2 separate regions of the Mus musculus genome follow, and region 2 is linked to region 1. The links are chromatin loops, found by intact Hi-C in ENCODE. Cell type or tissue: left cerebral cortex. All regions are shown on one strand.

Region 1 (5,000 bases):
ACTGTACCCACCTGGGTCCAGTGGACATGGGCAACAGCCTTACCACCGCCCAATAAATGACTTCAGCTTGGGGAATGTGAGTATGCAAACTCATAGTTCTGAAATGGGGGATGGGGGTGGGCTGAGGGTGGGTCAGTTACTTGAGTGGTCACTGGTATGCTGAATTGGGAGATATGGGTGGACCTCTTTTTCCCCTAGGTAACATAGCAATGCCAGCTTGGGGCTCCTGTCTTCCTGTGTTTGACCCCTACTCCTGCCCCTCTGTTTCTGCTCAGCTTGCTCTTTGATGACTCCTGCCTTGACCCGTTCTCTTCCTGGCATGCACATGCTCTGGCCCAGCAGGTACGGTGCCCACACTTTCTTCGGGCCCCGTGCTCGCTTCTGTTGGCTCTGCTTGCTATCACCTCCTTCTGTCTTTGCCTCTCTTCCTGGGTGGATGGGGCTTGCTAGGCAAAGGGGACATATCAGCAGAGCTAGGCAGGACACCCTGTTCTGAAGCCCACTTCCTTAAGGTCTGTCTGTGTGTCCCTAGCTGGAGCAATTCAACATGGAGAGCCCATCAACCAGCCTGGTGCTGGATCCCCCTGCCTTTTCTGAAGGTCCTGGATTTTTAGGGAGTGAGGGATCAATGAGTGGCCCCCAGGACCCTCACGTCCTCAACCACCAGAACTTGACCCACTGTTCCCGCCATGGCTCAGGACCTAATATCATACTCACAGGTAAGGGAGTGTGGGTGCTGGTGGAGACTGGCAGGAAGAGTTGACAGCCTCACTGCTGTGATAGGAGCTTGAGGGGTCTGGAGGTGTGGCCTGAGATCCTTACCCACCTCTTGTACACACAGGAGACTCTTCCCCAGGTTTCTCTAAGGAGATTGCAGCAGCCCTGGCTGGAGTGCCTGGCTTTGAGGTGTCAGCATCTGGGTTGGAGCTGGGCCTGGGGCTAGAAGATGAGCTGCGCATGGAGCCACTGGGCCTGGAAGGACTAACTATGCTGAGTGACCCCTGTGCCCTGCTGCCTGACCCTGCTGTGGAGGACTCATTCCGTAGTGATCGGCTACAGTGAGGGGACCTCACTGCCATCCTTCTTCATGGCCCTGTCCCATCAGTCTTCATCCCTTCCCCCTGGCCAGTAGAGACTACTCTCTGCCCCCAGATCCTTTTTCTAATATGAATGAAGGATCCTAAAACTGAGGAAAGGGAAGGGGCTTGGCCAGGTGGCCCCTGAATGCTGTATGTCTGGTGGGCTTGGGGGAATTCAAGGGAGGGCCTAAAAGCACTTGTAACTTTGAAAACCGTCTGTCTGGAGGTCAGAGCCTGTTGGGAAGCAAGGTGTAGAGGGAAATCTTGGAGAGAGGGCTTGTCCAGAAGGGATGGGCACTACCAGCCCCTCCCTATTTCTCTTCCCCTTGCAATGGAAGAGAGAGCCAGAATGGATATTATTTTTTATTAAATATATTATATGTTAATAAAAAATCCTATTAAACCTTTTGTGTGCTTGGCTATTTGGTACATGGCTGGGGACCTAAGGAGGTTTGGTGCCATAGGTTCTTTTGTGTTGCATTTTTGTTTGTTTGTTTTTTGACAGGATTTCTCTTACATAGGGCAGACTACCTAGAAGTCACACGTGCCCGTTGGCACCTTGGCTTCCTTAGTGCTAGGGCTACGGGTGTGCGTTAATCCTCTCAGAACTTTTGTGCTTGTGCGGAAGCACCATTCTCAGATTTAGGTCCCAAACTGGATGTATCCTAAAGCCTATACAGACTTCACCGAGGCAGCAGGAAGTCACCTTATGTGCCCTTGTTTGTTTAAGGCCCTGCCTGCTGCAGCATCAGGGGATGGGGCACCGTGACTAGCCTGACAAGTTACTCTTCTGAAGCCCTGGGTAAGGAGAGGCTGTTGTCCCAAGTCACAGTTGTTTCTGTTAGAAAATCCTCCCCTCTCCTGGAGGAGGCTATTGCCAGTGTTGATGCTTCTAGAGAGAAGTAAGCAGGCCTAGCTGGCTTACTTGGTTTATGTTTGGGGGACCTAAGCAATCTCATGTTCTGAGGACTGTATGTCGATTCATCCATTTCACTGCTCCATTTGGGTTTAACGCAATAGATCCTTGGGAGACAACCATGTTCCACGAAGGCTTTGTTAGACTTCACCCAGCATAGTGAAAGGAGTGCTACACCTCCACTATTCGGCTTCATGCCTTTCTTCCTCTTTTTCAATGTTCTTGTCATTTCTCGAAAGAAGAACTGAGAGTTTCTGGCTCTGGCCAGTGGGTTCTAAACGTGGAAGTGGGGAGTCACCTGGGTTTCCCAGGTCTAGGTCTTCAGGGCCTTCGCTGTGGCACAGTGGCCACATCTGACGGTAGGGCAGGACAGGAGCACCGACTCTGACTTCGGGGCCATCTGGGGTCAGTGTCTTGCTTTTTCCTCCGGGTGGTGGGAATCCGCTTGGTTGCAGGGGGCCCTCCCAGCCACCAGGGGTCGCACTGCAGGCGGCAGGGTGTTGGGCCGGCGCTAGCCAGGGTCACGGCCGCAGGCCCGGGTGTGTGGGGGGGGGCAGAATAGCGGAGGCGCCCGCGGCTCCTGGGGGGGTGGGGGGCGGGTATGAGTGGAGAAAGCAGGGCGCGTTGAAGAGCTTGGGGTCCCCAGCAACGTGGGAGCCGGGAGGACCGCGCGGCTGGAACTAGCGGTGTGGTGTGGCAGCAGTCCCCGCGTGGCGCAGCGCGCGGGGACGCTGGGACCGCCCAGATCTTCTTCCACCGTGCCCGGCGCCCTCGGCTGCTGCTTCTTCCTTCAGCCCGGGCGCGAGCGGCTCCTAAGTCGAGTGCGCCATGTCCGGGGCTGGATAGCAGCCCAGCCGCCCGCCGGCCCGCCAGCCCGCCCTCAGAGCCACCCGCCAGCGGGCCGGCTGGGGAGTCCCAGGGCAGGCAGGTAGGGGCCGGACCGGGCGGGGCGGCGGGCGGGTTAGGGCGGGCGGAGGGCGGGCGGCTCCAGGGACTGTCCCCAGCTGTTCTACGCTGCGCATCTGGTTCCGCTTCCTCCCTCCCAGAGAAGTGAAAGTGGAGGGGAGGGCGCAACCCAGAGCTAGCTAGCTGTGCTCGACATCCTACAACCTGGAGCTCCCGCGGGCGCTCAAGCCAGAGCACCCCTCCTTCCCGCCTGGGTCACGCGGCTGCTGGCGCTGCTGCCGTCACGTCCTCGGCAGTCCCCGCGCGCGCTTCTCTCGGCCCTCCGGCCTCTTGCTCAGCCACCTCCCCCGCGCCGCGCCCTCTGCCCTAGCCCCGACTTCCCGTCATTCGGCATGTGGGCGTTGGGACCCAAAGTGGCTCCAGTGCCGTTGTTTTCCCCCAAGGGAGAAGGGGCTGCATTCTATAGGACTCTTCCCTGGCTGGATAAGGGAAGGCCTGGACACACAAGTCCTGTTGATCCGGGACCACCCACTTGCCTATAGAGGGTCTCATCTAACGGCTTTTGCCTACTGTCTGGAGCACAGAACTACTATTGGCCTGCAGTGGATGAGAGAGTGAGCTGTGTCCTGGAGTTAAATCAGGAGGCTGACGCTGACTCCTGGCTTCACCTCTCAGATGTAGAGAAGCTCAAGCTAAATTTAGCTTGAGTTGGGGCATGTGTGTCCAGAGGCCAGGTTGAGAAGACAGTCGGTTTGGCTCTAGTTCTCTGAGGAAGAGCGGGAGGTTAAATAGACTGTGCATCCTGGAGACACTAAAAGCTTCCCTGCCTTGCACAGGACCCTTAGTGGGAGGTCTGCGTTGGTCTGATGCTGTGCTGGCACCTTAAACAGTACTATCCCCCCCGCCCCCCCAGCGATACCACACACCCATAGGCTGACTTATGCTGAGCTAGCGACAGCTTCCCCTTCGCAGCCATTTCAGGAAGTAGCCTCCCTTCCCCTCTGAAGCACTCTCTCAGCCTCTAGCCCCTTGCAAGCTACCCGCCAGGCTTCTTCCCACCTTCAGCACCCTGGGGCACCTCAGGACTCTTGGGGCTTCCACTCCCCAGGGTCAGGCCATGGAGGCAGGTGAGATAAGTTACCAATAGGCTGTTGTGGCCCCGATTCTGTCTTGGGCTGGGTGGCGCGGGCATGGCATGACTGGAGCTGACTCCTACAGTCCCTTTGTGCCTAACTACAGACACCTAAGGATCCTGGAGATGGGAAAGTCCTGGTTGCTTGGCCAACTAGGTAAAGTTAAGCTAGGGAAAAAAAAGGATACTTGAAATCTGATGAGCAGAAGCTAAATCTTGGGTTTTGTAAGCCTTCCTAGGCATCTGTAAAGTCTTCTAGAAATGAAAGGATGGGTGCTTTAAGAACATTAGCTGCATCGGAAGGTTCTTGTGGTGTTGCTACAAGAGCAGAGACCTTTGACAAAGCAAAAGTTGGTGTAATGTGGTAGCCAGAGTGAATGATGTCATTGCAGGCCATTACAGAAAATACTGTGTTCTCTGAGACGTAATTGTAGCGGGCAAGGAGAGGCAGGCCTTTAAAGGAATAGGTGAGGAATATGTCAGTTGTGTGTTGTAGAGTGGAGTTTGGGTTCTTTGGGAAAAAAGGGCTGATGTCACTAAGAAGGAAGGACCTAGTGGTCTCTAAGGAGCTGTGGTGGAATATGAGAGTTTGGTGATGTCACAGGTGGAAGAATTCAAGATTGGCTGATCATTTATCCTTTCCTTAGAAGAACTAGGAAGAAGAAGGGGGGGTGTCCACTATCGTTGCCATGGGAACATTATCCTCTCTTGCTCCATCTCTTCCTCGATTGACCATTCCAGATGCAGTGAGTGAAGCAGAGGCCATGGCAGAGGAGCGGCCTCCCCGGTTGGTGGATTACTTTGTGGTGGCTGGGCTTGCAGGAAATGGAGCGCCTATACCTGAGGAGAAGTGGGTTCCCGAGCCTACCGGGCCCCTGCGCCCTCCCCGGCCAGCTGAACCTATTACAGATGTGGCAGTCATCGCTAGGGCACTGGGCGAGGAGGTGCCCCAGGGCTATACATGCAT
Region 2 (5,000 bases), 87 kb after region 1:
TTGCTGCTCTTGTATAGAGGCTGCCTTTGATTCCCAGCACCCACATGGCAGCTCACAATCAGCTGTTAGTACAATTCCAAGGAATTTGATGCCTTCTTCTGGTCCTTTGCAACCACCAGTCACATACATGGTACACAGACATAAATGAAGGCAAAACAATCAAATACAAAAAATGCTGCTTTTTTATAAAGGAGTGAAACTGGCCATGTCTGAAAAGACAGACAGACAGACAAGACCTGGCATAGTAACACGTACCTTTAATCCTAATACTTGGAAGACAGAGCTGATGGATATCTGAGGCTAGCCGAGTCTACAGGTCAGCCCAGGCTATACATAACAAGAAACAAAACAAAAAAGAAAAAAATCCAAAAAGGCTTAATTTTATTTTTTCCTTGTCAGGAATTGAGGTTCATTTATTGTTTACACTCACAGGGAATTTTAAAAGCTTAGAACTTAACTGAATTTGACCTCTAGGGTTTTTGGCTTAGGTTTTGAGATTTTTTTTGTTTCGTTTTTTTGAGACAGAGATCCTGCTGCCTCTGCCTTCCTAATGCTGGGGTTAAAGGCGTGCACCACCACAGTCGAGCTCACAGTCTCATTTTCTATTTCCTTTTCCAGACTCCAGTTGTACAGAATGCAGCATCTATTGTTCAGCCATCTCCTGCACATGTGGGACAACAAGGCTTATCTAAGCTTCCCTCCCGACCCGGGGCTCAAGGAATTGAACCTCAAAATATGAGAACATTACAGGTATGTGACCCATAGTGAGACCTTACTGTTGGAGAAGTCTGTCACTCTTGTCTTTATTTGGGGATTTTTGTAAAGATTGTAGAAGAATCTCTATGAAGCCAGAAGCCTGATCTACATAATGAGTTCCAGGACAGCCAGGGCTATATAAAAGAGATCCTGTCTCAAAAAAGAAAGAAAAGAAAAGAAAAAAAGAAAAACGAAAGAAATCAGTCAGTCAGTCAATTAATCCAACACTCTTCTGGCCTCTCTAGGCATGGCATTCACATGCATTTATGTTCACAAACAATAAAATAAATCTCTTTTTTAAAAAAGTCAGAGCTGGGGCTGGAGAGCTGGCTCAGTGGTTAAAGAGTACCAACTGCTCTTCCAGAGGTCCTGAGTTCAATTACGGTGGCTCACAACCATCTGTGTTGGGGTCTGATGCTCTTCCATTAGACCTGGATTTAATTACTAGCACCCACAAGAGCCTCACTTTTTTTATGTAACTCCTATCTCAAGAGATCTAATGCCCTTTTGGCCTCTGAAGGCACCAGGTATGAATATAATGCATAGATCATACATGTAGGCAAAACACCAATACACATTTAAAAAAATAAAATAAACATTTTTTTTTTAAACTTTGTAGCCACTAATCAGCATTTAGAGTAACGTTCAAGGGCACACACATACATGCAGATAAAACACCATCCACGCGAAATGAAAATAAGTTCATTTAAAAAATGTTTTTGACTAGAGTGATGGTAGATTTCTCCCGAGTTGTTAAATGAAATTATCAAGTGTGTGTCCCCATGGTTCTAGCTGGGACCATTATAAGCAGTGTTTTCACTTTGCACTTTATGGGGGATTATGCCATTTGTGAGTTCTTTTCCTGTTCTTCCCCTTTAGGGTCACAGTGTCATCCGTTCAGCAACCAACACCACCCTTCCACACATGTTGATGTCTCAACGTGTTATTGCACCAAATCCAGCCCAACTTCAGGGCCAGCGGGGTCCACCGAAGCCTGGCATTGTACGCACCACAACACCTAACATGAATCCTGCCATCAGCTACCAACCAGTAAGAGCAAGCACTGGGGTAGAAACAGAAAAGTCCTTTATTTGCTTTTCTTACAGAAAGAGCTACAGGTTTTAAGTTTTTGTATATAGAGGACAAGAATGATGGGAATAGAGAGCATTCCCTATAATGGATGCTTTAAAGAATTATATAAAAGTCCAGACTAGAATCAAGTAGCAACCTCTCTTAGAAATTAAGATGGTCTACTACTTATCAGCCACCTGTCCCCTATTCCCTTTCAGCAGTCAAGTTCGTCTGTTCCTTGTCAGCGCACAACGTCTTCTGCCATCTATATGAACCTTGCCTCCCATATCCAACCAGGGACTGTGAACAGAGTGTCCTCACCACTTCCTAGCCCCAGTGCCATGAGTGACGCTGCCAACTCACAGGCTGCAGCCAAGTTGGCCCTTCGAAAACAGCTGGAAAAGACGCTCCTGGAGATACCACCTCCAAAGCCTCCTGCTCCCTTGCTTCACTTCCTGCCTAGTGCAGCCAATAGCGAGTTTATCTACATGGTAGGCTTGGAAGAAGTTGTACAGAGTGTCATTGACAGCCAAGGTAATACTTTCTTCTAGTTAAGTCTCTAAGCACAGGTTTGCCAAGCCTCTTGGCAGAGAACAAGTATTACAGGGAACTGTATAGTATTAAATAGCTGCTCTTAATGCAGGCCTGATAGCTCATTGTTTATAAGCCCACCACTTTGTAGGCATAGGCAGGAGGATTGCTCCAAGTTCAAGGCCAACTTAGAGTACAGACTGAGCCCCTGTCTTGAAAATGTCAAAGCCAGCCATATACACAAAAATAAGAAAAATCTTAGAAAGAGTAGAGTCTAGAGATGTAGTTCATTTGGTAGACTTGCTTATTTATCTAGAATATAAAGGTTAGAAGATTACAAGTTCAAGGGTACCCTCAGATAAGATCTATAATCAATCAATTTCTAGATCACTCTGGAATATATAACATCCTATCCACAGCCTTTCCAAAAAGAAAAAAAAAGTGAAGAGATGGAAGAAAAATATATGTTTTGTTTTGTTTTTTCAATACATTGTTTTGGTTTTTTGGTTTTGTTTTGTTTTTTGGTTTTTGGTTTTTTTTTAGAGAGAGAGAGAGAGAGTTTGTTTTGGCTCACATGTTGGGGGTGTAATCCACCTTAGCAGAGAGTCAGAGGCATGAGGAGCCTGAAGCAACTGGTCAGATCACATCCACATACTGGAAACAGAATGATGAATATATCTTATTTAGCTCCTTTTTTTGTTTTTTGTTTTGTTGAGACAGGGTCTCACCATATAATTCTGGCTAGTCTAGAACTCAACTATGTATAGACTAAGCTGGCCTTGAACCCGCAAGGGATCTGTCATGCTTGGCCTCCACAAAGTGCTGCTATGAATAGCGAATACTGCCTGTACTTTAGATAAATAGAATTTCTGGTTTATGAACGTTGTAACCTAGTACTGAACCTGACACCATGCAGTTATTAAGCTTAAATTTCCAGACAGTATTGGAATGTCCCTAGAGGACTGACTAGCTGTAAATGGATCATAGGGTGCCGTAATTTCAGCCAGGTAAGGTAGCTTATGCCTATAATTTCAGCACTTGGAATACTGAGGCAAAAGTGTTGTGATTCAAAGGCTAGCCTGAGCTATATAGTGAGTTCTAAGCTAGCCTGAGCTACAATGTAAAATCTTGTCTCAGAAAAATCTTTACAAAATAACTATTCAGACTCTGATAACAAAGTATTGTAAATGTGTGTGTAAAGGGGAAGTCTAATATAAAGTAATGTTAAGAAACAGAAGGAGGGAGTGGTTGGAGAGATGGCTCAGAGCCCTAGCTGATCTTCCAAAGGACCCACGTGCCAGCCCATAGCTGTCTGTAACACCAGTTCCAGAGGTTCTGACACCCTCACACAAAGATACTTGCAGGCAAAATACCAATGCACGTGAAATTAAAATGAAAGACGACGACAGGTGTGGTGGTGCATGCCCGGCACTTGGGAGGCAGAAGCAGGTGGATCTCTGAAGCCTGCTATACAAAGTGAGTTCCAGAACAACCAGGAATACACAGAGAAACCCTGTCTAAAAACAAACAAACAAACATAAATAAATAAAACAAAACAAGAGAATATAAACAAAGCATTGCTTTAAGTGGATCCCTTTGATTCTAATTTTATTATTATGAGATTTTTGTAAGACTATGTAACCAGGTAGGGCTCAGCCTTACCTTAAGTTCTTTTTGGGGCCTCCTTCCCTAGCCTCCCAACTACTCTGATTATCAAGCCAAAGTATTTATTAAATTGTATTTGAAAAAAAGTTTTGAAGGCCATTTGAGGTTGGGCATACCTTTAATCCTAGCACTAGGGAGGCAAAGGCAGGGAAAAAAATTGAGTTCGAGGCCAGCCTGTTCTATGTACTGAGTTCTAGGACAGCCTAGTCTACATAGTGAGACTGAATCTCAAAACAAGATAATACATATATAAATTTTAGATTCACTTGTTTAATTTGTATGAGTGTTTGTGCCTCCATACATGTATATCTACCACATTTTCCTGGTGCCCTCAGATAATCTTTTGGGAGAGTGCATCACAGTCTCTGAACTGCCGTTATGGTGGGTTGTGTATGGGCTGGGCACACATAGCCAAAAAGCTTAACAGAATTAACTTATGAGAAAGACATTTAATGAAAACTAACAGAAGAGGTTGGAGGTGGGAAACCACTAACTGTTCTTTTTATTGGTGTCTAGGCAAAAACTGTGCCTCACTTCTGAGGGTCGAACCCTTTGTATGTGCCCAGTGCCGCACAGATTTCACCCCTCACTGGAAGCAAGAAAAGAATGGTAAGATCCTCTGTGAGCAGTGTATGACTTCCAACCAGAAAAAGGCTCTAAAAGCTGAACACACTAACCGGCTGAAAAACGCTTTCGTTAAAGCCCTACAGCAGGAACAGGTGAGAACTCTGACTCCTACCTGCACAGTCATCTGAACAAGCTTGGTTTTCACAAAGGGTTTTAGGCCTGGAAACCTAGTTTCCTTTTAAAAAAAAAGAAAAAAAAGCAGGGTATGGTAGCATATGCCTTCAATCCCAACACTCTGGAGGCAGAGGCAAGCTGATCTCTTTGAGTTGGAAGCCAGCCTGGTTTACAGAGTTCCAGGCCAGCCTAAACTAGGTAATGACACCCAGTCTCAAAAAACAAAACAGTATAAT

What was found. Hi-C counts contacts between places; a loop is a spot of excess contacts. Peaks named below come from ENCODE experiments on the same cell type or tissue, not always from the same donor. Only the 100,000 strongest peaks of a DNase experiment are listed, where the experiment ranks them.
Region 2: it touches region 1 in a loop (2.1-fold over the local background); 5 of 42 quality-filtered maps call a loop at or near these places.

What each region holds. Positions count from the first base shown.
Region 1 is chr3:90,262,639-90,267,638 of GRCm38, forward strand. It overlaps Crtc2 (CREB regulated transcription coactivator 2), which reads left to right. Exons shown (of 14, transcript NM_028881.3): 12 at 1-76; 13 at 533-719; 14 at 842-1,487. The coding sequence ends at 1,062. Dennd4b (DENN/MADD domain containing 4B) reads left to right here and starts at 2,597. Exons shown (of 28, transcript NM_001356483.1): 1 at 2,597-2,923; 2 at 4,775-5,000. The coding sequence starts at 4,798. In left cerebral cortex, a CTCF peak has its summit at 2,470 (motif pointing right); DNase peaks (open chromatin) are centred at 2,471, 2,742, 3,168 and 3,915; H3K4me3 peaks cover 1,874 bases; H3K27ac peaks cover 2,112 bases.
Region 2 is chr3:90,349,769-90,354,768 of GRCm38, forward strand. Gatad2b (GATA zinc finger domain containing 2B) reads left to right here. Exons shown (of 11, transcript NM_139304.3): 5 at 619-750; 6 at 1,636-1,806; 7 at 2,046-2,361; 8 at 4,540-4,742. Among named protein-coding and RNA genes, the nearest start is that of Slc27a3, 38 kb to the right of the region's middle. In left cerebral cortex, no CTCF peak of the experiment used is centred here; no DNase peak of the experiment used is centred here.